Linked DNA regions of Homo sapiens: region 1 is linked to region 2. A link is a loop called in an ENCODE intact Hi-C map of the cell type or tissue named here. Cell type or tissue: Panc1. All regions are shown on one strand. Links, peaks and the distances in the headings refer to the core of each region. The heading gives the core; the rest is flanking DNA.

Evidence for each region. A loop is a pair of places that touch in the nucleus more often than their neighbours do. Peaks named below come from ENCODE experiments on the same cell type or tissue, not always from the same donor. Only the 100,000 strongest peaks of a DNase experiment are listed, where the experiment ranks them.
Region 1: it touches region 2 in a loop (1.9-fold over the local background); 8 of 110 quality-filtered maps call a loop at or near these places.

The regions. Positions count from the first base shown.
Region 1 is chr10:51,087,597-51,103,591 of GRCh38, forward strand. The region is part of intron 1 of PRKG1 (protein kinase cGMP-dependent 1); the gene reads left to right. Among named protein-coding and RNA genes, the nearest start is that of PRKG1, 21 kb to the left of the region's middle. In Panc1, for the core only: no CTCF peak of the experiment used is centred there; no DNase peak of the experiment used is centred there; H3K27me3 peaks cover 256 bases.
Region 2 is chr10:51,235,577-51,251,571 of GRCh38, forward strand. All of the region lies in intron 2 of PRKG1 (protein kinase cGMP-dependent 1), which reads left to right. Among named protein-coding and RNA genes, the nearest start is that of MIR605, 56 kb to the right of the region's middle. In Panc1, for the core only: no CTCF peak of the experiment used is centred there; no DNase peak of the experiment used is centred there; H3K27ac peaks cover 1,210 bases.

The DNA.
Region 1 (15,995 bases), core at 3,634-11,633, 150 kb before region 2:
GTGCAGTTTTGTTTCTTTTATATAGAGAGCTCTTTGGTAATTTTTAATATACTGTATACCCATACTCATGATGGTCATGGGTGCATTCTCTTTTAGAGACTAGCGTGCCTTAGTATAATGATAGTTCTTTCAATAATACTGTATTGCTACTATATTCAATTTTGGTTTGCTGTTTTGTTTTGTTTTGAGACATGGTCTCACTCTAGTGACCAGGATAGTGTGCAGTGGTGCGATCTTGGTTCACTGCAACCTCCGCCTCCCGGGATCAAGCGGTCCTCCTGCCTCAGCCTCCCAAGTAGCTGGAATTACAGGTGCATGGCACTACATCTGGCTAATTTTTGTAGTTTTTGTAGAGACAAGGTCTTACTGTGTTACTTAGGCTGGTCTTGAACCCCTGAGCTCAAACGATCCACCAGCCTTGGCCTCCAAAAGTGCTAGGATTACAGGGGTGAGCCACTGTATCCAACCTCTATATTCAAATTTTTATTAAACACAACTACATATACCTAAAGCATTTCTAGCTGATTCATACATAGAAAGTTTTCCTCATCTTGTACTTGAGTATTTTGTTTGTTTTTAGTTTAAAATTTTTAAGTAGCTTCGGCTTGTTCCTCTTGAATCAAATTTCCATTTTGAAGAAACATTACCTCAATTTTCCAATGGTTTACTTCCTCACTGATTTCCCTCTTTTCCCTTAAATATTAATGTCTTTAATAGAAATTTTTGGAAAGTTTATCAATGCTTTCTGATTCTTTATTCTGGCAGTTAATAAAAATTTCTATGGATTGGTTTTCAGTTTTTTTTTTTTTTTTGGTTCAATCATTTACCAAATATTTGTTAAGGAACTAATATAGGGTAAGACTATAGTATATGTGTCTTCTTCTCGCTCACATAGCATTTAATATCTGAAAATCAGTGGTTGTAGGTTATATGCTAAAAAAGACACTCCTTTGTTTCTTCCAACATGGATTGGACCCAGCATTCCTAGGTTGGGATTGGGCTTCCATTTCTCAGTGTTTGGGTTTGTGGTGCCGTGTACATTTTTTCCATATCCATCAGAGTTTGAATTTCTATGTTTTGACTGTTATTGGTTAACAACTACTTCCCCCAGAAAATAGTAAGTTACATGAAAACAAAGTCAATTTCTCTGTTGCTCCATGTTACATCCTTGGAGCCCAGAAATGGATGGCACACAGTAGATATTTAATATGATTTTTTTTTTTTTTTTTTGTCAAATGAAGGACAAGATAAAACCTCTTCATGTTTCTGGCCCTTAGATACTTCAGTTTTTAATTTACAGTTTAAACATTGGAAACCTATGTCACTGAGCTCAGTGGAATTTCCAAGCATGTTTGGTATTGCATTTGGATGCTTTGGCATGCCTTTGTGGATTGCCTGTGCTCCAAATGGTCATGATAATCCCTATCACTCCATACTCTCTTCAACTAGCCCATACCCCTTGTTTATGTTATTGGCCTGCCCTCTGAAGGCATTTCCATTTTTCAGATTGGGATTACAGTCATGAAAAGTTCTTTCTAGTTTGAATAATCTGTGATTTGTAATGCCTTTCCAAGGAAGCACAGTTGTTCTCCAACTCTAATAAATGTGTAATCCCAAACTCTGCAACATAAAATCTCATAAATTGGTTAATCTTAAAAATAAGATAGACTGATTGCTAATAAATACAAGCATGGGATTAGTGGAAATAGAAGATAATCTTTTCAAATTCTTACTAATTTTATTTTGCAGACACAGCCAGAACACGTACTAAGAAAATCCTTTCAAATTTAGATATAATTTTTACTCTCCAAAAATTCTTGAAGATCTTAAAATTATGAGTTGGTAGAGACCATTAATCACATAAGGAAATACTTTTTAACTAGGTGCTTGCCTCAACATTAATCAAAATAAACACAGGAAAAATGTGAAGGTGGAATTTGCTTGTATATTGTCTCTTAGCTCTTCAGGATGGAAACTGAGAACACCTAATCCTATAAAAAACTTTTCACCTCATCTAGTCATATGCTTATGTGAGTATCTGAAGTTATTTTTCTAGGTGACCTATTTACCAATGCAACTATAGATTTTGCAACATATTCATTGGCTAGAAAAATAAATATGTGTATGATTTCATTTATGCCTCACAATACCTGAGCAAATAATGGAGGACAGATCATCACTGTTGTACAGATGAGAAAATTAATTATCAAAGAGTTAAGGTAATATAACCTAAATCCAATAGTTCTTAAATGATACCACTGTAAACCCAGTAGGTCATCACACTTAGCTCAACCCATTCTTCACACTCTGTGGGCATTCATGTACTCATGAGATTACCTTGAGAAGCCACTGACTCCTGTGATTCAGCAATGCATTTATGGAAATTACAGTAGGTAAGCTCAGAACATGGCATATACAATGGATAGGAGAATGGGTTCTAATTTAATTGCTACTTTAGCACTAACTAGGTGTGTAATATTGAATCTAATCTTCCATGTTCTCACTATAAATGAGGATTATAACATTTCCCTGATTGGAGATAATGCTTGAGAATCCCCAGCCCAGTGCTCAAAACATAGTATGGGGCTCAATAAACAGTTGCTGTTGAGGTTCTCATTACTATCATAATTTTTATTAGTTTTGTTAAACCATTTTCCATTGATAAAGTGCTGTGTACATGTCTAAACCAAATGGAAGAACATGAGATGGAAAGAAGTTCAGTAATGACAAGGTCCTGGAGTAGAGCCCAACACAACCCAGCTTGGCTTTACTGAGTATGACTCAGAGGAAGATTGAGTGACAGAAAGGATCCTACACAATTTCTGTGTGGGATAACTGTGGGCAAGAAGGGTTGAACATAGGCAAGTGTGAAGTTCCATAATAATGTTATTTATTTTATTCAATGAGCAGTTACAGGCCTACCAAAAATTTAAGAATGGATTGATGAAGTTTATACTGAGCACTATGTATTTAAACCATGTTAAAAAAATCATGAAAATAATTGTATTATGCCAAGGTAAAGCTGTTTATGCTCTAAAAGACAGGAAGTGTTAGTATTTAGTGGTTATTCTGTGCAGATACATGTATGTGAAATTGTAATAATATTGTTCGTAACATTTATTTTAACATTTGCAGCCACTATATATGTAGACTATGGCATTGCTGCTCTGGTTGAAGGTTTTAAAGACCCACTGCTTTAATGATTTGATTTAAATCCATCAAAAGTGTTTAAAGAAAAGTGGCTTCTCTGTTTGTTGAAATGTTTGCATAGAAGTCATTCACTAGTAATGGATTTCTATTTGAAAACCATTCATTCCCAACTTGAATGTTTTCTGTCCAGACCAAGAAGCTATCAGACGTAGAACATAATCTTAGCTTATAAATGCTTTCTGTTAATGACCTTGATACTGTATCTCAAGATGTCTTTTCAAAAACAATATGATTGTGGATAAAAGCAATGATAACAGTCCTGCTTGCCTGTAGAGGAATACATTAATGGTCTTGGACAAATTCTTGACAGTCATAATGATGAGCTGATAATGGAATGCTTTAGAATAAAAATAAAAATACTAGTTTATTTTGAGATGTGTCATGTAATACAAGAAAGATTATTTTTAACAGCTTTATGGAAGTATAATTTATATACCATAAAACTTACCTATTATACATGTAAAATACAAGGTTTTTCACTACATTTATAGACTTGTACGACCATCACCACAATCCAGTTTTGGAACATTTCAATTACCCCCTAAATTTCCTGGAACCCAATTGCAGTCAGTCCCTGCTCTACTCCCAGGACCTGGCAACCACTAATCTGCTTTCTGTATTTATAAATTTTCCTTTTCTATACCTTTCATATAAATAAGCATTTTATTTTACAAATATCAATTTACTTGAATGACTATGTGACACAATTTATGGCTTATTCAATGAAGTTTAGAATGCTAAGGTTGTATTTGGACCCAGGGCATTTGTTGTTATATTGGACACTAAATCTCATTACTGTGAGAAAAGCTCAATTGGCCTGGTTTTTGTTGTTGTTTTTGGAGAATTGAAGCATTTAGTTTTGTGCCTAGATCTGGTATATTAGTGTATTAATGATCTGATTAGCAGTAACAACAGCAGTAGTAGCAGGTTGCCATTTATAGAATACTTACGGTGTGCAGGCATTCTACTGAGGATTAATATACCTTTTCCCTCTAATCTTCATAAAAGTTCTGAAATATAGGGAATAATTGCTCCATTTTAGGGACAGCAAAAGTAAAGCAAGCTCAGAGAAGTTAAGTAATTTGCCTGAGATCACCTGTTGCTGCCTGTGCCTATACTAAGAATGATTAATCTTGAGGTACTCTGGTAAGCAAACTGTATGGCTTCTGCTTTTCTACAGCTTTACAGTTCTATTTTCTTCAGCACTAAGATATATCCTTGAAATAACCTTCCAACTTGGCTTTTTGGCTCCCTGTGCAAATTCTGCCATGAAGTGTTAAAAGAACAGAGTCAACAGGTTAAAGATAAGCACTGATCCCTGAGGTGAATATAGAATTGATCAGAGAGCTGTTTGTGAAATGAGAGAGGCAAAGGGAGAGAAGAGATTTGATTGATGAAATAAAGGAATGGACAAGCATACATGAGAAAAATGTAATACAAAATAACTTTACGGGCTTAGAGAGAAAGGGAGAAATTTCAGTTCTTTAGATGTGCCTGAAGTGATGATTTCGTGAAGAAAGTGGAGGGTTTCAATTAAACCTCTCTTTTGAATAGAAATGATTTTAAAGGAAGAATTCTAATGGGTTCTTGTGCCACTGAGGCTGAAAGCAGATGAAGAAGACGAAATGGTCTCTAAAGTAGGTGGTCCCAACCCCAGTGGGACATAACTGATTTAGGTGGCTGAAGCTAACTCCACTTTGTCTCACTAAGGATCCTGGCTTGCTAACTGGCTGGCTGTGTTCCCCAGAAGCCTTTGCTCTGATGCCTATCAGTCCTGCCTGGTGCAAAGGCTTCTGGGTTATGAGCCAACTGGGGATGCTGCCAAATCTGTTGCTTATTCAGCAGTGAAATGAGGTAGCACTGTTAGCTTGCTTTCTTATTGTGCGGGTACCAGAAATGAAGTTTCAGTGTGAGAGAATAAAGAATAGTCTTACTTTGAGGATTCACTGGAGACTGATAAAGGAATTTCAGAGACAATAAACTGTTCCATGTGTTTACAGTAAGTTGGAGATTTAAGATTCAGTTACAGATTTTTATATTTAAATAAGTAATAGTGAACAAAAGTGAGCAATGTTTGTGGATGGGAACCAGCTTGGATAAATAACTAGGTATAAAGCAATTAGGAATTCAAAATATTAGAGATATACCTATGTATACACATAAACAAAGGATTTAGAGGATTTTATAAAAACGCATGTGATGCAACAGGATTTTCAAAACACACTACGAATCGTTGTGCAGGTTGATACTGTTTCCTTGTGTTTTGTTTGTTTGCAGAATCCAGAATGGTGAGCAAAACCTAAAAGATATAGAGACCCTGCGGTTCTCAAAGTGTGAGCCCTGGACAAACAGCTTCAGCGTCACCTGGGAGCTTGTTAGAAATGCAGATTCTGAGATATCTCTCCAAACTCTTTGAATCAGAAACTCTGGGCTAGGGCTAGCAATCTGTATTTTAACCACCCATCTAGGTGATTCTGACGTGCCTTAAAAGTAGAGAACCCCTGGAATAATATAGGATGGGAATTTAGAGCTGAATGTGGCAGACTGTACATAAACACTATTGGAAGCAGTTTATCCTGGTGCCCAAAATAATGGAGCAGAGATTTTTAGTTAGGAGCTGTCTCTCCTTGCACTTTGCTAGTACTTGGCTTGTTCCCCTCCTTTTCAAGGCTGATCTGCCTTTCACTTCCAGGAGAACTTTTCTGCCCATACCAGTCTGAAATGCTTTGTTTTATGGTATACTATAGGTTTGCATTTCTTTAGGTCTAATATTCTTTTGGTTTTTAATGTCAACTCTTGTTTTTTTAATTATTACTTCATAATTTTTTTTCACATTTTGTGAGGGTGTACATTATATATATGTATGTATGTGTGTATATATATATTTTATATGTATACTATATATAAATACATGTGTGTGTGTATTTTATATATATATTTATATGTATATATACATATATACATATACATATATATGTATTTTATATATATATATACACACACACACACACACACACACACACACACACGCCATGCACTCAGGTACTACTACCTCCCTTCTCTGAACAAGTCACTTTTATCCCATACATTCTTTATTGCATTATCTTACCTTGGTTTCTTGAGAGCACTTAATTACCTGAAAGTATATATTTATTTGTTTCCTTGTGGTTGTTTGTCCATGTAAGCTCACCTTTGTTGATCCAGGCCCCAGGCTTTAGACCCCAGAATGGTGCTTGGCACAGTAGATGTGCAGTGAACAATGAGTGCTGTTTGTCTATCCGGATCTAGGCTCTAAACTACTAGGGGACAGAACTTGTGTCACAACCTTAAATTAGAAATACATATGTAAAGAGACTAGCATAGTATCTAGGGCATAGAAAACACTTATGCAGTGTTTTTTATAAATATATATATGTATATATATTTCCCTTTTATTCTTCTTGTAGCACTCAGCTTCTAACAGTTCTTTGCACTCAGTCTGTACGTGAAGATAGATGAACATAACAATTGAGACAGAGTATTAAATCTTAATAATTAGGAAACAAAATGGAATATATCAGTATTTTCTGTGTTTTCATTCTGTATGGATTACTTATTGAATGGGTCGTGTTTGGTTTTGAGCTATGAATATAAGAAATTCTAAAAATTAAAATACATGCTAAACAATTAAAATCTGTAACATAAATGCATAATTCTTACCTGAAACCTTTGGATCCCAGTGTGCTTTAGAATCCAGATTTTTTTTTTTCTTTCAGGTTTTTGAATGGTATCATGAAAGATACATGTAGAATGGATTCTGTAACATCCACTGGGGGTCTAGGGCAGCGCTCCATAAAAAAACGTATCTACATTTCTTCAGCAAAACATATGGATATTTACTGAAATAGGAAACACAAAAGCTGCCGAAACCCTTGTGGCCAAATTAGGTTGGGTTTTGTGACCAAGTGAGTTTTCTGCAAACGTACAAAGCTTTGGTGTTTAGAGTTTTGATTTTGGCTTTATGTGTAAGGGTTTATAGACCTTACAGTTTATAAGCAAAACTAACATTTATATTTCAGACTGTTTTTCATCTTCAGAAGCTATATTAGTCCACAATTAGCATTTGAGTCACTTGAAGCTTAGGGAAATTAAATAACTTGATCAAAGTCACAGCGTAGTATACAAATAAAAGCTGAATTTGAACTCGGGTCTGGCTGAATCCACATTCCTTACTCTTTTCCCTGCAGAGCACTGATCCTTAAAATCACACATTACAGATAAGAAAGGCTATAAAAGTTGCAAAATGTACCCCCTTCATTATACAATTAATGACAAAGACGTCTGGAGGGTTTATGATCTATAGTAACATCACTGCTAAGAGGCACATTCAGAATCCAGGTCTCTTAATATCTAGTTCTGTACTCTCTCATTTTCCATGCTGACTTTTAGTTTCGGGATGCTTCTAAATTATTGGCCTCAGAAATCATGGTTGTTGCAGAGGTAAAGGCAGTTTTCTTCTAGTTTTTCTCTTCTATATGAGCTCCCAAAATGTTTTGGTCAAACGGTTTGGCTCTCCGTGTTTTTGTAATCAAATACCTAAACGCTGGTAATGCACACTTAACTCAGGTTCAAGCGGGGGACTTTATTTACTTGGGCACAGCTAGAGTGTATTGTAATTCCCTGTTTCCTTAGTTGCCTTGAAGAGTAAAGTAAGCAATTTCATTTAAAATTAATAGCCCCAATCTTATTTTTGCCTTATTCACTTAGGAAAACCTTATAGTTAACAGCAATTGCAGTTATTTTCAGCACTATTTCAAGGGAATTCTTTGATAGCAGCCAGACCGCGTGCCCAGCTTTGCTGCTTTTAGACAAACTCAAGTATTGGCGCAGTGTGATACTCAGTACTGGGGAACTGCATTCTGAGTCAAAGCAAATTAGTTTGCTGTCTGCTTGAGGACTTTACAGATTTACACACCTTCCCAATGAGATTTGTAAGAATAAATTTTTGTAAATCAAGGGTTTGAAGACTCCTAGTGAAATTCACATTTAAGGTAGAAATAGTATTCTTCATTTTATTGAAGTCATATGATTCAGGAAAAATAAATTGAGGACTTTTGGCAGGCTAAAAGGATCTGGAAAACTTTAGATGTATTGTTTTTACCTCTTGTTTCAGAGATAGAAATGTAACATTTTTAATTATGAGCTTTTGTGTTTTGTTTGTGCTTGAATTTATGTGTTATATGCTCCCATCAAAGTTGTGTGTGTGTGATATTATTACATAAGAATTAGAAATATGCAATTCTTTTTATTTAATAAATTTAGTAGTGTTTCTTTTTTTAAATGGTAGATAAAATGAAGGCACAGCAGCTCAAGAGGGATAGAATTGGAAGGAAAGGGAAAGAGGAGGGAGGTGAAAGAAGGAAAGATAGGGCTTTGAAACCGATCCAGGACTCTGTGTAATGAGCTCTTGGTTCCTTATCCCACATTTGTCTGGCCATTGAAGGTAGAAATTAACCCTTATGTTGCATTTGTCCATGAACTAAAGACTGAGCCTGTGTTTAGACACTTAATAATTTTTAGGTCAGTAGCCCAGTTGGCACTCCTACTAGCCTCATGGTTGCAAAAACTGGATAGTTAGTAGACCATGGTGTTTTCTTGTATGGGCTCTGGAGTCAGAGAAACCTGAATTCAAATTCGAGTTTTGACAGTACTTGTGCCCTTTACCTCTCTACACCTTGGATTTCTCATCTATAAAATGGGAGGCAGCATAGTATACCGGGTAAGAGCATGGTCTCTGGAAGTACACCTCCCAGTTGGACTCTCAGGCCTGCCAATTTAATGCTGTGTTACTTTAGGTAAGTTGTTTAACAACTCTGTGCCTTAGGTCCTCCATCTATAAAACAGAGATAATAATAGTGTCCCAGATTTCTGTTAGGAGAATTACACAAGATTATATGTGTAAAGCTCTTAGAACCCTGCCTCAGCAGTTGCTAGGCCTCCTCATCATTCCGCTAGCCCAGTGACTTTCAACTGGGAAAGACTGCTTCCCAAGGGCATTTGCAATGTTCTGGAGGTATGTTGCTTGTCACAACTGAGAAGAGGGTAGATGCCAGGGATGCTGCTATGTATCCTACAATGCACAGGACAGTTTTCATAACAAAGAATTATCTGTCCTAAAATGTCAATAGTGCATTAGCCAGTTTGGAAATCTAGTTCCCTCTACCCCAGGTTCCATAACTGTCCCTCTGGTACCTACAGTGGGGTCTTCCCCAAATGTTAGGTCTCAGCCTAGCAGTCTGTTCCCTGGTATCTTTTCTGGTTGACTCAGATCCTGCCATGGGTGCATATAATGCTGGTTGGCCATCTCAGTGATGACTTTCCTGGGGTAGGGGTCCATATAGGAGGAAAACATGCAGGCTGCAACCTGAGGTTTTTTATTTTTTATTTTTATTGACAGAGTCTTACTGTTGTCAGCTGGGGCTGGAATGATGCAGTAGCATGATCTCAGCTCACTGCAACTTCCGCCCCCTGGGTTCAAGTTATTCTCCTGTCTCAGCCTCCCCAGTAGCTGGGATTACAGGTGCCTGCCACCACACCTGGCTAATGTTTGTCTTTGTAGTAGAGACGGGGTTTTGCCATGTTGCCAAGGTTGGTCTGAAACTCCTGGGCTCAAGCAATTCACCCACCTTGGCTTCCCGAAGTGCTTGGGATTATAGGTGTCAGTCACCACACTCTGCCTTTTTTTTGCATCTTAGTGCTGGTATTAGAGCATTTGTGGCCATCTAACAGACTGATTAGCAGCCCCACTTGCTGTTACTCCCATCTTCTTATCTCCTTTCCGTAGGGTTTTTCTCTTTGTCCAAAGTTCCAAAAGCACTTCCAACAAGGATTGCAGTGCCCGCCCTCCTTCAGAGCAGCTCATCTCCCAGGAATTTTTAATGCAGATTACCCTCCTGATAGACATAGAACTTCAGTTGAATTTTACACTCAACCTTCTGGATGGCCCGCAGGCAGGAATGGACAGAGGCCATTTTCTTCTTCCCGAGAGATTTTTATCTCTCAACTTTCAATGCTTTAACTCTTTTTTGGATCCTGGCATGATTCTTGAGAAATGATAGGTCTTGGGCTAGCTTTTCTGGATCTCCTCCACCCCCAGTTAACTGGAAAAAAACTAGCCTTCTTTTCGTGGGAAGTATCACGGAAAGATCATGGGTTTTTGGGTCCTCTGACTTGTGTTGAAGTTCTCACTATGCCCCTTAGCTCCTATGTGAGCATGAATGGATTATCATTAATTTCTCTTTTATTAGTTTCTTTTTTTCCCTAAAATATCACTAATAATACATGTCTGAGAGATTGTTAGGAGAGATAGTATGCATAGTGTTTATGAGCATGGCCCTTGACATGCAGCTGCGTTTGAATTCAGGCTTTACCACTTTCTAGTTGTAAGTTCCTGGACAAGGTACTTCTCTGTGCCTCAGTCTCATCTTCACATCTATCAAATATGTATAGTACTGCTATCAAAGCATAGTTGTGAGGATTAAATTGGGAACTATATGAGAGTCTTGTTATTTACCTATTCCTTCACCTTTCCCGTGTCCCAGAGGTCCTGAATTGGAGAGAGTGTGGATTGGGTTGTGAGTAACAGAACAGGCCAAGACTAATGCAGGTGGAGCAAGGTGGACTGCAATGGAGCAAAGTGAATTGGTAGAGATATTCCTCTTAAGGACAGGTCACTGAATATGGCGGAAGGATGAAAGAGAGAAAATGTGGGCCTGTGTTAGCCTTTTTTCAGAAGCAATGATGCTTTGGTAAAAGAAGGTATAAATATATGCTTAAACAAAGTACATAACTTTTGACATGGTCTAACAGGGGAACAAATTAACCAACAGACCCTTAAACTCTCAACTTTTTGAAATTGTCAAGCTGTCCATGAAGGACTCTTTACAAGTTTTAAAGGACACCTGTATGTCACGCACATCCTCTTGGTTTCCTTTTAAAATCCCCACATGCCATTCCCCACTTTAAATCCACTTTTGCTTCCAATAGCCTGCATTGGCCACTCTTCTTTAGCGAACTTTCCCTGGGTAACTGATGGTTTTTCAGACATCAAGAAAAACTGGAAGCATTTAGGAGATTCCACCCACCCCAGAGCAAACCTTGCAGTTTCTCACATATGAGAGCACAAAAGCCTAGCTCCCTTGCCTCAGAGAGTTGTAATTTTTCCTCCAGCGTTCCTTGCTGCACTCTGTGAAACACAGTCTATAGAACATTGCCTGAAGTTGCACTTTGCTTGGCTTCTTTTTCTGGGGAACACTCCCTTAATAAATTCTTGCATGTGAACCCTTGTCTCAGGATCTGTTTCTGGGGACTTTAATCTAAAGGAGCCCTTCTCTGAGGCTCGCTTTGTATAGTAGCCTCATACCAACATGAATCCTCATTCCTAAGGAAGAACACCCTGGAGTGAGGGGCAGAGATGGGGGAAGAATTGAAGAAGTTATTTTTACACTTTATACAGTAAGACAAAGCACCCATTTTATAATTTGACATGGCTGTAGGTGGTTGTATTAAATTGTTTTTTCCTTAGATACCAGCATTCAAGACACACACACACACACACACACACACACTCACTCACTCACGTGCTTTTCATTTTAATAACTAGCATTGCAACAATGGATGATTTTCTCTAGTTTAAAGAGGTGTTTGTGGGCTCTCTTGGGAATCTAACTAGGATTTATGTTCCTTATCCTCTGGGAAAATGTGTTCCTAACTTGAAATACTTGACCTGAGGGAAATGGTTTAGTAATGTAGTAGAGATAGATGACCTATATTGAGGTATTTTTTTTAACCCAGGACTCTGTGGAATAAAGTTAATGAGGAAAACATTCTTGTGCCCACCCTGAGCCAGGTACTCTGCTAGATATTGCTAATAAAGAGACCATCATTAGAATATGTTCTTCTCCCTGGAAATGTGTAGGATGTCCTCTTTGTCTCTGCGTAATAAGATTTTTTGATCATACACTTTGCTGTGAGTATAATTTTAGTCATTGTGTTTGGCTCATCATGAGCCCGTTTAATAAGAAAACTTCGTGCCTTCAGTTTGTGTTTATTTTTATTTTTATTTTTTTGAGACAAGATCTTGTTCTGTCACTTAGGCTGGCGTGCAGTGGCACAATCATAGCTCAGCAGCCTCAAACTCCTGGGGTCAAGCCATCCTCCTGTCTCAGCCTCCCGAGTATCTGGGATTCTAGGTATGCACTACCACACCTGGCTAATTTTTATTATTTTTGTAGAGACTGGATCTCACTGTGTTGCCCAGGTTGGTCCTGAACCCCTGGCATTAAGTAGTCCTCCTGCCTCGGCCTCCCAAAGTGCTGTGATTACAGAAATGAGCCATCATACCTGGTCTAGTTTTGTGTGTATGTTTTAAATTACTTAACATATTCTATTGGATAAGAAAATAGGGAGGCCTTAGGAAGGTGAAAATAGGAAATGTCAACTGTAATCTTGAAATGGATGCTGTAGACTTTTGAAATTTATAAGGGAGTATTCTTGAAAATTTAAAATGTCTAATGTTTAGAATGTGGCAATGACTTAAGAAACCACACTCAGCCACTCAAAAGTATGTTCCATGAGATATCCATTTCCTGATTCATTCACTGCCGAATTGCCTGCATTTTTCAGTCCAAATTCTACAATGTCTCCAATATGTAACACAATGAAGTACAAATATCTCCTTGGTTGATAGAATATCAAAATTGCTGCAACTGTTACAGCTGTGACTGCCAATAAGCATAGCCCATAGCCCTTATTTTTAATATATCTATCTTATCAAATAAATATGTTCCTTAAAATAACCAGGCTTCACTAAAGACTTACAGGTAAGAAGCCTTTCAAACCTTTGGTATTAGGACCCAAGTAACTGATGGAGGAAGTGGTGATAGAGTTGTTACCTGTATTTTGAAAGGCAAGACAGGAATGTAGACTCTTAAAGGAAGATGGAGAAAATAACTAACAATTCTAAAGACTTATGAATCTTGCAAGCAAGAAGAACTATACTCTGGGGAGATTAGCCCAATGCTGAGGCATTGCTTAAACAGATTCCTGGGCTGTGAAAAAAGGGTGATTCTGAGTCTATTTACTCTTCTTTCTATGCCTCTTGTCACGAATGCAAAGTGGTTTTGAACCAACATGAGGATGAAGAAGTTTTCACCAAGGGAGTCTCTTCTGGCTTGGTTCTCATCCCTCTCGCTAGGCACTAAGGAAAGTTGGAAATTTTTTTTCCTGTTACTGAATATTTGTGTTTCTACCCCACACGAGAATTCATAGGTTGTAGCCTTAATCCTCGAACCTCTCCTATGACTTTATTTGGAGATAGGACCTATAAGGAGATTATTAAGGTTAAATGACATCATAAAGGTGAGGCCCTGATATGATAGAATTAGTGTCCTTATCATAGAAAGACACCAGAGAGGTCTCTTGCTCTTTCTCTTTCCTTACCATGTACGGACACAACAGGAAGATGCCCATCTACAAGCCCAGGAGAGAGGCTTCACCAGAAACCCAATTGGCTGGCACCTTGATCTTGGACTTCCCAATGTCCAGAACTGTGAGAAATACATCTCTGTTGTTTAAGCCAGTCGGTGTGTGGCATTTGTTATGGCAGCCCAAGAAGACACTAATACAGGTGCCAAAATCAGACTCCAGATTACTTGTCTCATGTTTTGAGAACTTTGTATTCTCCTTTGAGAAGCTAAAATCCTATCATTTTAGTATATGACATGATTTCTAGTTAGCAATGGAAGATTAAACAGATGCACATATTTCCACTCCTTCCCCAAACATCCATGAAATAATGAGTATTTTTTATAAAAATGCTCAATTCTATAAGGATAAAAACCAAACAGAGTTGGAGATCATAGTGAGAACATGTTGGAAGCTGAAAAGGATGGAAGAGAGAGAAACTTCTGATTATCAGACCAAATAAAACTAAAATGCTGAGAAGCGATTGGATTTTTGTTGTTCAACTTCAGAAAACATAAGGACTGGAGTCACCAGTTACCCCTGGGCCTGGGGTAAAATTGAGGCTAAAAATAGATGAATTGATTAAAATGTGTTTAAGAATTAGTAAGACCTCAGATCCCCTCCCTGGCTTTGAGAAACTGGGCATCTGCCCAGTGGCGTGCTGGCAAATACTTAACAACTAGGTCTCAAAATAGTTGTGATTTGTGGTATTTGCCAATTTCTGTGGAGTAAATACCACCATCATGGCCAATGTCAAGCTACTGCATGACATCACTGAATGCAGAGTTGGGAAGAGATGTGAGTAGCACACCTCGTGTAGTAGAAATACAATATGCAAGTGACCTCAAAAGCATAAAACATAGTATAATAACTAGTAAGTGATGAATTTCTTTGTGTTTATTACCTTTGTTTTAATATAAATTTATTTAACTGCATATTTGTATAATTTACTTTTAAATAATGACAGTGTTTAACAATCAGCATGACAACTTCCAAAAATTTAACAACCTGCTCTTGTGAGCTGGAGGACAAATTGACTCCTATAAACTACCACAGTAGTTTCTTCTCCATTCTGGCAAGACTGGATATTTATTACTGTAAGTTTAAAATAAAGGGTCTCTGGAGTTGGAAAAAAAAAACAGGCAGAATTAAAGGCAGAGTCTTTCAACCTAAAAAGTTAGAATGAAATGGAAGTTCATAAGTGAATTTAGAAATTTCCTAGTTCTTATTTCCCATTCGGCTCCTGTTACACTGGAAGCCAGACACATTCCCTCTTGGTAAGAGACTGGAAGCATCTTTTCTGGGAAAATTGACCCACTGAAAGAGTGGACAAACTCTAAAGGTTTTGACATTGAGAGTCCACAAGGAAACACACTAGGTAGATCAGTCTGTTGCAAGGACCATAGTTAACAAGCCCCATCTATGTGAACAGGGCTTCAAATCAGCACTTTTAGTGATGCAAACGTAAGCATCTTTCAGGGTTCACAAAGTATTTTGGTGAAGCAAATAATGTAAAAGAGAAACACACACACATACACACACACAGAGACAGAAAATTGCTACTTGGAGGAGACAAAGTATGCATGGAGAGGAAACTTTTTAAAGCAATCATCTACCATAAATAACTTCAGACAGATAAGAGAAAATAGTATATGAATGGAACAAGAAGAGGATACTGGTAAGAGAGAAAGAAAAACTGGCAGAGCACAAAACCAGCTCTTGGAAATGAAATGAAAAATATTATAGCAGAGTGAAAAACTCAATTAAGATATGGAATTGAGAAAATCTTCTAGAACATTGAACAAATGGCTAAATATTCAAAAGTAAAAAAAAAATAGTTAGAAAATGAGAGTGTTCATCCAAGATATTCAATAGAAAAAGAGAAGATCCATAGAAGGGGGTCATTAAAGAAAAATCCAAGAAAACTTCCCAGAATTGAAGGACAATGTTTCCAAATTATAAAGGCCCAGTAAGGGCCCAACATAGTGATGAATTAGATCCACTAATGAAGGCATTTGATCATGAAATTTTAGAATACTGGGCAAGCTTCAAGGGGAAATATATTTCTATTCAAAGGATTAAGAAGCAGAATGACTTTATATTTCTTCGAGCTAAAAAAAAGCTGAGCAGTGTCCTCAAAATTCTCAAGAAAAATGAATTTCCCAACATAGAATTCCGAGCCCAATAAAATTGTCACTGATTGTGATGATAGACCGAAGACATTTCTGATAGTTTAGCTCTCAAAAATTTTACCTACTTTACACGCCTTCTCTGAAATGTAA
Region 2 (15,995 bases), core at 4,657-12,656:
AGACCTCTTCCAAAATCTTATGATGACTTTTTAATTTATGATGAATTTTAAAATACAATTCTAGATGCTTACTTTTCTGTTTTTGTTACACAGAGATTTTCTGATAGAACAAGTGACAGGGAGAGATGAAAATGAAAAGGATAAAACCATTTAAAAATTAAAAACTAAGTCATCAAAATGGTGAAAATTGGTTAAATTATATACACATACCTCTAAGAAACCAGGAAAGTATGTAAAGCAATTTAGAAAAAACTCCATCAGAAATGGTTAAAAATGAAAAATAAAAAAAAAGAGAGAACCAATTAATATTTGGAGGGGAGAGAAATTTGCAAGATTTCTTTCTTCCCAAGGTCAGTGGTTCTCAAATTTTGAATGTATCAGAATCACCTGGAGGGCTTGTTAAAACAGATTGCTGGTCCCGCCCTTAGAGTTTCTGGTGTAGCTGCTTTGGGGTGGAACTGAGAATTTGCAGTCTAACAAGATCCCAGATGGTACTGATGCTCTTTGAGAACCACTGTTCTAAGAATAAGAACAGTTAATTTTAGTTCCAGAGTATGACTTTTCAGAAGTCATTTGACCTCTTAGCCTCACTTTCTTTATCTGTACAATAGGGAAAATACCTAGATGGCTACCTCATTGACAGGGGAGAGCCAATTAATCAATAAATTTGATAACCCTTAACTGCTGACCTTAACTCTGCAATGATAACCTGTTATACTGATAATTCAAATGCCATTTTATATTATTTTTATACACAGTGTAGAAATGTTTATTTCCTGTGGTATCATGTGTCTTTGTTGTCAGTATTTGTCAGCTTTCATGTGATATTTTTCCCACCTCCCTGTGAACTCAGAAATGAGGAAAGTAGTTTGCATTCCGAATATGCATTTGGGCAATAGTATAGATGTTCATCTATCCAATAAACCAGGTTCTTTTTTTTTTTTTTAATGGAGTCTTGCTCTGTCGCCCAGGCTGGAGTGCAGTGGCATGATCTTGGCTCACTGCAACCTCTACCTCCTAGGTTTAAGCGATTCTCCTGGCTCAGCCTCCCGAGCAGCTGAGACTACAGGTGTGCGCCACCATGCCCAGCTAATTTTTGTATTTTTAGTAGAGACTACGGGGTTTCACCATATTGACCAGGCTGGTCTCGAACTCCTGACCTCATGATCCACCCACCTCAGCCTCCCAAAGTGCTGGGATTACAGGTATGAGCCACCACGCTCAGCCATGAACCAGGTTCTTTCCAGTTTTGTGAGATGCCAGTATAACCCATTTGAATTAATTAACCTACATAAAGAAGCAACAGAGGCAGTCATAAAGGGTAGTTAGACAGTCTTTATCCCAGTAGAGTTCTGGTCACAAGGCTCTTCCTGATGTGAAGACAGATGTGGAAGGTTTTGGCTAAGGTAATCAGACTTCCTGTTTTGCTCAGGACTGTTCTGGTTCATGCCTGTTGGGGCAGAACTATTAACAGTGCCCTTCTTATTTTCAGGACTGCACCTGCTCAGATAACAAAGTTCATACACTTTCTAACTCTAGGCAGTGGACATTGAATATTTCCATTCTTATGGGCAAGTCATCCCTGTAATTCAACTGTCTTTGCCTGATGACATTAAATAATGTTTTACCTTACCAAAGTATCTTGTTCTGATTTCATTTTTACCAAATGATATTCTGATCTCCACATTCATATTTTGGTATTCTCAGGGCGTTGGTAGCTACTGGCGCCAAAGAGTTGCTCTAAAATGTGTGTAGAATGAAAGCGCAGGGCTCTAGGGACACATGCTCCGGGAACACACAGAGATTTGCTGGGAATATCCATGGGCCCCAGGGCACATTTGCATATCCAGTGGGATCTGTCATTTAGGAAAGATTAAAAATTTTAGTTATCCCTTAATGTTGGAACAGATAGACCAACTTCAGTGGTCTGAGAGAGTATGGAGCTCACTCCCAAAGGAATCCTTACTATGTGTCCCAGATGACATACACAGCATTGACTGGCACCCACGCTCAGAGCAGTCTTCTCCAAAAGATAAAGGACACATCCAAATTGAAGTCCTTCGATCTTTGAGAATAATTAAATAACTAACTAAAGGAAAATGTTTTGATAAAATGCTTGCCACAGTACCTCCCTAAATATCTATAAAGACAGAAGATTCTGATTATAAAACACTTCTGACAAAGTGATAGTAAATATTCTCATGTATTTCTGAAAAAAAAAGAAAGCACTGATATCCTTCTCTTGACTTCAGTGTTTCAGGCCCTTGATCCCTGACAAGTTGAAGTCCCTGGGACTTCCAAGTAGATGGTTAGATGTAGCCTTAGACAGTAATATTGGTACAAATGAATTCTAGATTTATCTCACTTAACGATATCTATAGTATGTTTACATACTGTTAAGTATTTTCTATGTGGAAATGGTAAGATTGTCATTGAAACTGTTCATTGCTAATCTGTAAGGTAGACAATTACATATTCTTCTATTAAAAAAAATTGAATCTACTATTAATACTGGAAAATAAGAATTGTTATAAACTAATTTTCCAAATCATGCTGCTTAAGTTAGAAGCATGATTCTTTTTCACTGTAGCCAGGAAAGCACTATTTCACTTATAAGTAGTAGTAGAATAAACAGAATCATAAAATGTTGGTGGGCATCGAACTTTCATCGTTGTACTTTATTGAGTTGCTATAGACCATTTTGTGCCTATTTAAAAGTATTGGCCCGGCGAGATGGCTCACGCCTATAATCCCAGCACTTTGAGAGGCCGAAGCAGGCAGGTCACCTGAGGTCAGGAGTTTGAGACCAGCCTGGTCAACATGGTAAAACTCCGCCTCTACTAAAAGTACAAAACAATTAGCTGGGCGTGGTGGCGGGCCCCGTTATCCCAGCTACTCAGGAGGCTGAGGCAGGAGAATCTCTTAAACCTGGGAGGAGGAGGTTGCAGTGAGCCAAGATGGTGCCACTGCACTCCAGCCTTGGCAACAAGAGTGAGACTCTACCTTAAAAAAAATAAAAAAATAAAAAAAGTCAAAATTAGCTGGGTGTGGTGGTGCGCCCGTAATCTCAGCTTCTCAGGAGGCTGAGGCAGGAGAATCTCTTAAACCTGGGAGGACGAGGTTGCAGTGAGCCAAGATGGTTCCACTGCACTCCAGCCTGGGAGACAGAGGGAGACTCTATCTCAAAAAAAAAAAAAAAAGTATTTTTCATACAGTTTTAACATAGGCCCTTCACATTTAGAATATAAAGAGCTGCTGTGAAAATTCTAGAATATAGTCCTAAAGTTTAAATATTTACATTTGTAATTAGAGAAATTGGTTTTTATTATACAATAATTTTTATTTTTTTTTTAATTTTGGTATGTTTAGACCTAAAGTTAAATGGTAAAGTCAACAGGAATATAGTAAGCTTAAGATAACCAATGGATAAAAATCTAATTAAAGAATTTGAGGTTATAACAACTAAAAAAAATCTTTTTGGAAAATAACTATGATTTTGAAAACATGCTAAATAATATTACAAGATTGGAGTTCGGACAGCTGCTCTGTAGAAGTAAATTAAAATAGAAGTTCTGTTCTTAGCTAAATATCAGTTCACACCCTTCTCTAACCTTGCAAAAAGAAACTGGTTCTTAAATAGCATCCGTAACCCAGAAACCAGAAGTAAATAATAGAAGTATTGGAACATACGAAAACAATGCAGGAAAAGGCCAGATTTCACGATATTATTTTTTCTAAGAAAGTAAAAAAATAACTAGCAGGAGAAGAATTTTAACACTCTCTGACCCTAAGTATCACACTAACAAGTGTATACAAAAGTTCAAACTGGGGCTTCCCAGATATTTCTTTTATAATGGAGCCTGTGTAAGGAGGTTATGAAAAACACAGTTAGCCAAATGGCTAAATAGAGGTATTAGGCATTTAGGTTTTTTTGCACATTTAATAATGTGTGAAATTATTCCCAACTTTAAAAATATCTTTACATGTTCCTAATGCTGAGAGTGAGGATGAGACCTCGGCGCACCCCCCTCAACACTAGACAGATCTGCAGTGGAGAAACAAGGAGCTAAGGGTGAAATTCTTGCATTATTTCTACTTTTCTGTAATGAAATGGTTTGAGTACGTGGGCTGAGGAAGTGGTTACAAGAAAGCAGGTAACATAGTAGTTGAAAGCTTGAACCAGATCGACCTGGGTTGGAATTCCAGCTCCAAGATTTTCTGGTGGTATAACCTCAGGCAGGTTGTTTTACATGTAGGAGACTCAGCTCTCCAGTTGTAAAGTGGGATAATAGTGCCCACCTTTATAGGGCCAATATGGGAGTAAATCTAATTATTTTTGCAAAACATGTAACACAATTTCTGGCATATAGCAACTTCCAATAAATACTGGCTATCAGTAATTGAAGACCCAAGGAAGGTACAGAATGTGTTTCTGAGGCAAAGGGCCCACATGGCTCCCAGGCTTTCTCATCTGAGCAGGTATTAATTTAGGTGTGATCACAAACATTTCTAGTTATATATTAAAGACTCTACCTTGCCAGCCACATCATAAGTAACTAATATATTCTGCAGAATGAGTGGACTGTGGTTTAATTGTTAAATAAAAAATAGATATTACCTTTGCCCATCTCAGATAGTATCCTCTAGTGCTCAAGAACATTCATTGTTTCTCAGTTGTCTGCTCTGATAGACCCAACATATCCAAATTGAATATCTATTTTCCTCTCAGCATTTCTATGTTTTTTATAGACATACCTTTGTTTGTGAGATCCAGTCTTCTCAACCAGCTCTTTCTTACCAATTTTGCCTGAGAAAAGATTACTAATTCTTCAAGATTAATTTCAGATGCCCCTTCCTACACTGTAGCCTTTTTAGCCTCATAGCATTATGTATTTTAAATATGTCTTCTCTTACTATCCTTGTACAAAGTCAGTTATTTTATATATTTTTGTCTCATCAGTAGTTCTGAAGGTCAGGAACTCTCTCTTTCAAATTATGCCTCTTTAATATCTAGAAATGTATTCACAGGACAAATGTTTTGTATTTATGTATCTAATTGAAGAAATACTTCCAGATCAAACAAAATCCTGCAGGGACCTGTAAAATATCAAAAGGACTATCACCTTGAACACCAAGAGGGGCCTCCTCTGTGTAGCCTGGATGGAAAATGCCTAAACATCCTTGGTAGTCAATGGAAGAAAACTCCCTACTTAAAGGAATAAAAGGCTGGGACAATAAAAGTACTGACCTCTTAGGGATCTAAGGAAAAGATTCTGGACCAGAATGGGCCTAGGCTTGAAGTGGATCTCTTCCAAAAGAATAGTGAATAGTTTTTATCTTTTCTAAAAGATGGATTGAATGGAATTCTTCCATTTGTAGTAGTTCTTGTAAGTTTAATTAATTTTGTAACATCTTTTGAGAATTTACCACATGCCACTCCTTGAGCTGGGTGCTTACTATGTGTTTATTATTTTAACCCTCACAACAACCTCAACACCCTCATGAAGTAGGTCCTATTAGGATCCCTGTTTTGAAGATGAACTGAGGCTCATGTTTAGCCCAAGTTCACTGAGCTAGTAACTGGCAAAGTTAGAATCTGAAATGAAATCTGCCTGATGTCAGAATGATGTTGTTCATTCATAGGCTGATATTCTTAAGGCTCTACCCCAAGACAATAGTCACGGCGTCATGGCACAGGCAGCCTGTGGAGCTAGCTCATTTGCTCCAATCCAAAAAAAAAAAAGCCAAAGAACCTCCTTTAGCTAATTGCTTCTCTTTCAGGGAATCATCGAATTATCAGAGTTGGGAGAGATGTTAGCAAACATTTATTCACATATTTGAAGAGGAAAGATAATCACACAATTTAAGACGAGGAAGCTCATCTTAATTTAAGCCGAGGGAGGTAAAGTAATACCCTGCTTTAAGTCAGTGAATTAGCAGCAGAATTAGAATCTGAACTCTGATATCCTTATATTAGCCTACTGCTAATTCCTCCTAAGGCAAGAATAAACAGCTTTACAGATTAGGCCTGCAAACCCAAACCTATAAAGTGACAGCATATGTCACAATTCACATAACAGATGTTGTTTTAGGTTGCAATTGTTGTCAACTACTCTTTCTGCCAAAGTCTCTCTTTTTTAGATCATCAGAGCCCATCTGACAACCTGTAGAACTTCAGAGGCAGAGAAAAGAATTATTTCTCCCTGTCCTGTGCTGTCCTTAAACCTGAGAGGGTCATGCCTGACCTGATGAAAACACCCTTAAAAAATCAACCATCCAGTAGTCCAAAGCCAATTTCAAAACTGCTTTATTTGCATAAGCAATATTTAGAACCCTGGATACCAAAGATCCACATCATTGCCAGTGGAGAATGGCTTTTTTGCCCTCTATGCTGGAACAATAAAAAAAAAAAAAAGATGAATAATGTAACAGTCTGGCTTGAAACAAAAAGATTGCTGAATAAGGTGGGAAGCTCCCAGAACTGAAATTCAAATAGAATAATAGCATGGATTGTGATGAGGAAGGCAAGGGAAGTCGTCCTATATATAAATGACTGGGTGAGAAATTCTCTAATGAGCACATACAGGATAAAAGACAGGAGGCTGGGAGAAGAGCCCAATAACCAAGCGCAAGTGTCAGAAGCCTGTAGAATGTGTCAAAGGGAGAAAATGCCAAAGATGAGAAAAGTTTATAAGTATGTTCAGAACAAGAAGATAGAAGGTGATTGGATGAGTCAACCAAAAGCCCCTCTAGGATAACAAGTCCTACTTTGTCTTCCCCCAACACATAACAGTTTCTCTATCAAAGGAAATAAATATTAGATTGGATAGGGTATAATACTAGTGAGAAGAAGCTGAAGCCCAAAGATATGAGGAAATTTTAAACCACTACATTGGTGCAGTAAATTCAATTCAGCAAACAGTTATTGTGCATCTGTAATACCCTGACATTTTCCTAGGTACCAGCAATGATGTCCATTTCGAGGTGAGTAAGATACAATCCCTGCCCTCAAGGCTCGCAGTCTAGGGGTAAAACAAACATTAGACAAGTTAGTTATGTAACACTGGGATAAATGCAATTGCTATGTTGATCTTTGTTACTTTATAGAGTTACAAAGAATGGGAGAGGAGCAGGAAGATTGTAATTGACCAGAGGTTGATATAATTTTTGAAAAGAAGCTCAATCCCCCAATTTTTAGATTAATTAGCTTGGTGGGATGATGCCAATCATGAGCAAAAATCTGGAATCAATTAGTGAAAATATAGTGAACACTAAGACAGGTTGCAGGTGATCACTGAGAATCATCTTGAGTTTACTAAGACAGATTATACCAAAGTGATTTAATTTCTCTCTTGGAAAAAAGTGAATTAGATTTGGAGGGAGGCTGGAGACCCGGTGTAGACATACTGGATTTCTGTGAATGTTTCACTAGGTCTTCAATGGCATGCTTGTGAATAATAAGAATTGATATGGTGCTAATACATTGAGATGGACTTGGAAATGCCCCTTAATTAGTAGATATCAGTTAGAAGGAAGGCTTTTTGGTGGGGGATTGTAAGCCCCTTAGCCTTAGTGTGACTGTGTTCATCCTTTCTTTCCTGACTTGGATGATGTATCAGTGAGAGAGCCCACAGGACACAGACAGCTGACTTAAGCAGGGAAATTTGAGGAGAGTTTATTAAAAGGACTATTTACATGTGGACATGTTTTAAAGGAACTGATAAAGAGTAGTGCAGAGTCTCAGGTCTGTTCACCACCACTGGCCTAATGGGAAAAGCTCAGTCCCTGGAATAGCTGTGAAGCCAGAGCAGTCAGCAGAAGGCTCTTGCCCTGGTCAGGGTGTAGGATCACCATTTCCTGGCATTGCTCTGGCGGACCTTATGTTTTTCCCTGCTGTGGTGTATGTGCAGGTGCCTACCTAGTTCCCCATGTTCTTCCTCCTCCCTGGACTCATCGTCTGTACAGAGACCTAAAGAAATTGTTTTCCCTTTTCTGGACATCAGCCATTTTTCTGTGTTGATTTGTTGCTTCTGAAGACCTTCATTAGATAGATCTTTCCTGATGTAATCCATCATGGCATGGGCAGTTTCATTCCCCATAGTGCTGGTGAGCATTTGGCAAGGTCTCTTTTCATATACCTGTGAACAAGGACTATGGGCCTGATGCCAAGACTTAAATGCACCTGGAAATGCTAATTAATTGGTAGATATCAGTAGATATACTCCTAGAGAAGCAGGGCTGGAAACGGAACAATTACATTTGCAGGAGAGTATTACTTGACTTCTTATATTGCCTTCTGCCATTTTCCTGGTTAATTTCTAAAGACTCTTCTTACTGCTTTGGTAAATAAATTATTCTTAGACCAATGATGCTCAGAGTGTGCAGTAATTATCCCTAACAAATGTAACAAACGAGTTTTGAATTTTGTTCTATTGTGTTGATGTTGTCATGTTTTGTTTCTTTTGCAAGCAATAGAATCTTTCTTGGCCCAATGTTCAAATAACCTTTTTCTTATTTGAGCACATATAAACACACAATCAATAAAATTTCCCAAGAAGGAACAACATAAATATTTTAAAAATATATCATAGATACTTTACATAAAATGTAATACCTATGGGACTATTTAAAACTTATTAGTTATTTGATTAGATTTTCATTTATTTATGTGGCAAATTGAAATTAAGGAAACTAAGCATTTGAATTGAGTGTAGGAATATTCCCTTTCTTCCTTTTTTTTTTTTTTTTTACCATTTATATTGTCAAGGTGAATCCAAGATAATGATTTGTTGCAGGTAGCCTGAAATCTCAATATCATTTCTGAGGTCACCCTCATGTCTAGGGGGATATGTAGAGTAGATCATATTTATTTATAGAACATTCAGTGGTTCTTTCTCACACACACACACTCTGCCTCCTCCTCCCAATTCCCCCTGCTGTGGAGTCTCTATTGCAAAGAATCCAAAGGCCCCGTTTTAATTGCTCTTTACCTCTAAATGCCTTAAGGGATCCCTAGAGGGATGAAACACAGTAAGGTTTTTGTTTTCTTTCCTAACTTTTAAACTTATGTATTTTCAAATTACTGGAAAAAAAGACTACATTTTAGCATGTTTGTAATGAAAACCTTCTTAACATAAAAAATTATCCTACTATCCTTTTAAAAGAGATTGATACCTTGTCATAATTTTTCCGTTTTATAGCTGTTTTATAGTCACTTACTGGAAAAAAATGTCTGTGAGCTCCTCAGCTGCTTGAGGTTACCTTATCATTTTTTTTTTTTCTACAACCGAGATTGTATCTTTTTAACTGCAAACTTCACAGTGGAAGCGTTTTCCTTTGTGAATACTGGGACTACATTCCTGAGCCTTTGGATATACCAATGCAGACTGCTGCCTTTCCTTCTCTAGAAAGTCAGCCAAGCATAACACCAAGAGTTGATTAGAATTTTACTGCCCCTGATTCACAGACCTTCGCTTTTCCTCTTCTCCCTAGCTTCCCTTTGCTTAGCAACAGGAATGTGGCAAGCACTGTACTGCCAACAGATTTCTCTTTTGCTCTCCTATTGAAAAGAACTTAAGGATATAAGACAGCCCATAAGACATCACACATTTTACTAAATTAGATTTTTTTTACTCTGAATATGAGAGGCTTCCTCTGGCCACAAGATTTTCACAATATTTCTAGTTGAAACTGACTTAATCATATAACAACATCTGGGTCCCTGTTATCTAGTGAAATTAGCAGAATGTCAGCAGCCAGCAAAGTGCCAATGCATCTTTCAACTACAACTCTGCCCCCTTTCCCCCAAACCCTGGCACTATTTTTATAAATTTAAGTAATCTAGGTCAGGAATTAAGGCCTTCCTTGCAGTAGTTAAAAGTAATTTAGAGATGTGCACACTATCTTCCTTACTCTGTTAATACTGAAGATGTTGTAAATTCAGTGTGTCAATTCAATACTTCTCTTCTTTGAGCAAGGTGTTGTGTTAGACACCAGGCATGTAGCAAGATGAATGAGATGCAGTCTCTGCCTTTGAGGAGTGGAACAGACATGTATATAATTTATTGATATAATCTTAAGCAGAATATATATATTAGGTTGCCAATATTTGACCTAAAAGTGTAACAACCTCATATGATACAACCTAGTAAAAAGTGTTCTCATTGTGCTAAGAGAACACTGAGACTGAAGACCTTAACTGTAACTGTTGGAATTTGAGAAGGCTTCATGGGAAGCATATCATTTTAGTAAGGCTTCATAATATGGGTGGAACTGGATTCCCCTTAAACCAACCTCCTTCTGTACTAGAGAGTAGGAAGCTTGATCAAAGAAATGAAGAGCAAAAGCTAGGAGTTATACTTAGATAATAGCAAACAATCCAGAATGGCTTGAGCAAATAATTCATAGGTGGGGCAAGGGAGGACAAATATGGCTGAGACAGTACATTGGTATCAGACTCCATTGTATTATTAGGCTATAGAGAAGCCTCAAAGGTTTTGAGGAAGGGAGCAGCAAATTCATAGCTATGCACCTACCATTCCACTGTCCTTGAGATTTGCACTTGCTGCTCCGCAAGATGGACTGACTTTCTCTGACCCAGAAAGTTAATAGACAAATTTGACATTATCTTATAACAGCCATTTTGAAACAAATATCAACATTTATAAACGAGTCCAAAGTGAGGTGGAAAAGGAACTAATAAAAAGTTGTTTTGATAGAAACTGAAGCTGAAAAGAAATGGGAGCAGAGGTTGCAAACCCACATGCCCACAGGATCCAGACAGCATAGATAGAGAGATAGCACTCCACAAACTCTGGCCCAAATCCAGCCCACCTCCTGTTTTTGTAAATGAAGTTTTATTGGAACACAGGCCTATTTTTTTTCACATATTGTCTGTGACTACTTCCATGCTGCACTGCAATAGCAGAGTTTAGTATAGACACTGACAGTATGGCCAGGTAAGCCCAAAATGTTTACTTTCCAGCCCTTTGCAGAATGTTTCTAACCCCTGGCATTAAACAGCAACAGAAAAAAAAGAAAAAAAAAAAACAATGAGGTGATTTATCTATCATTTTTCAACTTTTCTGACAGATGTTGGTACAGGAAAATATTTCCAACAATGAAACAGTAGTAGAAAGAAACATGATGATAAATGTCAACTGGCAGAACCTTGGCCTCAGACTCAGGCATGAATAGGAGAATTGGGGACTGTGGCGAATTGGAGAGCTCTTGTTCACTGCTATTCAGCCCCTTATTGATACCCTGTGACCAAATCTTCCCAGTTTTCAGAAGAACATGTACCTTGGGAAAGGTATGTTATATCTTCCAGTTCTTAAACACTGGCAGCTAACAAAATGAAACATTTTTAAAACTTGGGGACCCAAAAGCAACATTTCTGTGGTCTGGATTTGTTTCATGACCATGCATTTGTGGATTCTGGATTTGGGACCAAGACATAATTCGAAAAGAGAAGGGAAAAGGTATGAGAAGGTAAATTGTACAAGAAGATGAATGGAGTAATAAATGTATGGTTCTCACGTGGCTGGTAAGACTGTGAAAGAGACAAGAATAGTAGTCAAGAAGATGAAAAAACCCCTGCTTCTTCCTATAGGTCAACTTTGTGTGTTAGAGCTCAATTAGTTTTTGGTGCACTGGGAAAATGATTCAAGTATACTGACAGTTTTTATTATTATGTTTATTGAGCCAATTTTCCCTCCATACTCATCATTTGTTACTCAAAAATGCAAGAGAAGAAAGGAATTAATTGTGCATCTGAAACTTAGATATCTATTTAAATCAGAAAATAAAGGAGATTAAAGAATTACATGAGCAAAACACATTTCTTGGTCCTTTTCATATGCATATGAGGAGAAGGAAATATTCAAGGAAAAAATTCAGAGTAAACATTACTTTCCATGAGATATTAAGTTTAAGTAAATATCCAGCAAAATTTACACCCTTAACAATTAAATATATAAAACAAAAATTGTTTGCCTTTTCAGCTAATTACCCTGAGGACAGGACGTTGTTTAACTTGTTTATTCCCAAATCCTCAGGGGCCAGCATAGTGCATCCCCATAGAAGGCACCTGCTAAATTTGTAGAATGAATGATACATCAATGAATGAGCAAATGGAGCCCCACCTATATCCCATATTGCTGTGTCTTTTCTTTCATTTCTGGCCTCTAAATTTGCTCTGATGGCGTTCTTTTCTCTCTCTTCTGTTTCTCTTGTCTTCCTCTCCCATTCTTTTAAAAACTAAATTGATTTTTTCCTACTTTTGGCCAAGTCATTTACTGATTTCCATTTTCTACCTGTGCATGAAGGTCACTTCAGCTTGGACTCTTTCTCAACTCTCTCATGTAATCTTCAGTTTGTGTCTGCCTGCTTACATTGCTATAACTTGAATTACTGTGTCTGTTAACAACAACAATAAAGGTAACGGCAAAGTGGTAGGGGAAATGTTAAACAACAATCGTAAAAGGGAGTAAATGAACCCTTAGGTAGAAAGTTAGAAGGACTGAATTTATCTGTGGCTGTTGAAAAACTAAACTACATACATTGTTAAGCTTTAAGGGTTGCTCTTGAAAATGTTCTCAGGCTGCCCAGGACAGTTATTGACCTATAGGGCACACTCAATACATATTAATTCTCTGCTCAATGTAGTATGACAAAGTCAGGATCAAATATTCATACATCCAGATCTTCCAGAGATAAGATGGATTGTAATATCTATGTTTCTTCTAGGTCTTGTTTCAAGTGCATATCAAAATATTGGTAATATTTGGGTTGGAAGAGAATAGTTTGCATATTATTATTAATGTTTTATTAAAAAAATCGCTCTTTTAGACCTGCAATTCAAAATGGTCTGTGCATTTGTAACCATGATATTATATTCAACTTCACATTTTCTCATCTAAGTACATTTGCAGTTGTCGAAAAGTCAGCATTAAATCAGGTTTGTACAATTATGGTATCTTATGGTTAAAATTAACAGAATCCATTTAGTTCATTCTCTTAATTTTTATGATGAGAAAACTCTGATCACAGAAATGGTCTCTATGGCAAACTTTATTGAACTGCATTTATATATTTAAAGAAGTGCTAACTGAAATAGTGCAATTTAAAGTTTCATATAAAAGTGCATGGAAAATTGTAAAATTTATTCTCTATTGCAACTACAGTATAACAAATTCTATGTCATGTAGATGGCTACATAGAAATTACAAAAAAAAACAACTAATGAACATTACAACTAAGGTAAAATGCTTTAATTACATTATATCAAATAAAATTTATTCTTCTTATAAAAAGCATCCCTCATATTCTAAAGATGTTGTAAATGTTAATTGGCCTGAGAAATTGGTGATTGAGTAATCAAGACCCCGGTCAGATTACAGACAAAATTAAGTACAACCGAAGGTGAAATTTTATCTGGCTCATGGAGATTAAAAGCAATATAAGGTTTAATGCAAATTTATCATTTATAAAATTTTTAAAAACATGATAAATTTTTTTAAGAGGCGAGGAAGACAGTTAATGCTGTATTAAAATAGCAGCCATGGTTAACTTACGTTTTAAAATCATTCTCTACAAAAAACTAGGGGCAAAAAAATTTTAGTTTAAAAAGTTGTAATATATAGTTTGAAAGAATAGCTTATAAGAAAATGTTAGTAATGGGGTCATCCCCATGGACCCAAATCACTGGACATTAAGCAACGCATATATTATAGAATTATCAACATTAGAAAATGCACTGAATATTAACTTGAAAAGTTTTTGACATACAGAACATGTGAGAACATGTGAATGCCATAGGAATTTTTAAAATATGTAGAAAATATAAATCTGGAAACTGTCATTTCTTATTTGCTGTTTATAAATGGCTGTATATGTTGTTCCTATTCTCTTGGCTATTTAAAGTAAATTAAATTTAATTGATATATTCTAATCAGACATATTTTAGGTGATATTTTGAATGCTAATAGTGTTAGACTCAGGTTTTGTAATTTTATTTGCAAAACAATTCAACTTTCCCTAGAAAGGAGACAGAACATAAATGAAAAAAATGACCATTTATTAAAATAATCGCAAGTAGCAGCATATTATAAATTGTTATGTTTAACAAAGGACACTATACAATTTTTCATTCAACAGTACTGATTGAGCATCTACTATGTGTGAGGCACTGTTCCAGTGTTTCTGCAGCCCAGTGAACATGACAAACACTACTATCATTGTGAAGTGTGCATTCTAATAGCCGGGCATATTTGTCATCTTTGTATTCCAGGTGACACATTTGTAATTATGAACTCTAAAATGTCATATTGTGCTTAAGTGCCTTTAAAAGCGTAAGTAATATGTTAGATGATGCTTCATAGCTTAGAACATATCCACATGCATTTATGTAATTCTTATCATCTAGGGTACTTTGTTTATTAGAGGAGAAAACTGAGACCCTGGAAGTCTTACTGACATCATGAGCCTACAGTTACTGAATGGAAAAGTGAGGCTTGTCCCTCTCATTGCAGGGTTGCTGTGGTTTAACTCCCCAACCTACCCTAAACAGCCTTTTGGCAAAAGACCAATTTATTCAGTATACCTTGGGAGAAGGCAGATATCTAAATTTATCTTGCTTTTGGCAAGAAAATGAATATTTGGTGGCATAAAAATGATCACAGTTTGAGAAATACTAGGAAACATTCTATGAGAAACTAATGTTTAGCAACGTATCAATTTATGACATTTGAAAGAACTAAGAGTGAATGATTGCTTGAAACCTGAATTGGACTGCTGATCATAGAACAAGTTTAACCCATGGGAAAGTGGGAAGTATGTTTCAGAATGATGGAATAACCTGTCATGCAAAAGCAAAGACCTTTCATGGAGACTGGTGAATTCCCAGTCTCAGACTTTGATGGATGATTTTGTCAGCTGTTTTCTCTCTGAATGTGTTGTGTCTCCCAGCTTACTACTGAAGCAAGGAGGTTCACTGGAATTCACTTTTCCAAAAGCAGTCAGGGACACACCATCCTTTCTTTCTAAAGTTTGTGCCTTTTTCAGCTTAGAAAAGCACTTGCCTTTCTATCTCTGACAAGTGACTGTGCAAAACTCCATCTATGACAAAATGGAATTGTGCAAGAGTAATGAAGGGATGAGAAATGCATCTCCTTTGACAGGCCATGCAAACCCCTTTACTCACATTATTACAGTGATAGTTGTAAAAGGAGGAGGAAGTAGAAGAACTGGTATTGAGCTCCTAGTGTATGTGAAGCCCTCTCTATGCCTTCCAGCCCTACACCCTGTGTTGGTAGTGTTACTGTTATTCCTGTTTTATAGATAAGAAAGCTGAGGTGCTGGGAGAATACAGAACTAGAGCTGCGATGTTTTCCCCTCCTTTTTATGTTATTGTGTATTGCCTCCTGCCCAACTCTACAGACAGATTTTACTTCCTGAATGTTTATTGTGATATTATGTCTTAAATAAGGGATAGTTTTTCTGACTGCTTCACTGATACACATGAACCCATGTGTTCCACCTTTTATAATAGGTTTCCCATAATAACACATGGTAAACAACAAATTGCATTGCTTCCTTTTCCTATTTTAATATAGAGTCATGTCATGTTTTCCTTTAAGGCAGACCAGGCACCTGTTTCATAAATTGGCAAGGACATCTGCAAGTTGCGTCTTTAGTCTGACAGAATCAAGTCTTGGCAGGAAGTTGTAAATTTCTCTTTCTCTACAAGGTGTCAGTCCTCTTAAAAGCATTTTTTAGCCATGAACTCTTTGTGAGCATGGATTGACCTACAAGAGGAAATACCACTTGGAAGGATATGTGTAATTCATTTCCATTTGGAACAGCTTATTGTATCTGCCAGGCACTCAGCTGAATGTGCAGTGTTCCTTTATATCTGCATATTTTAAATAAAATTGTGATTAAGGTCATTAAAGACCCTCATATTAGAAGTGATCAAATGGTAATTGAATAAAGTT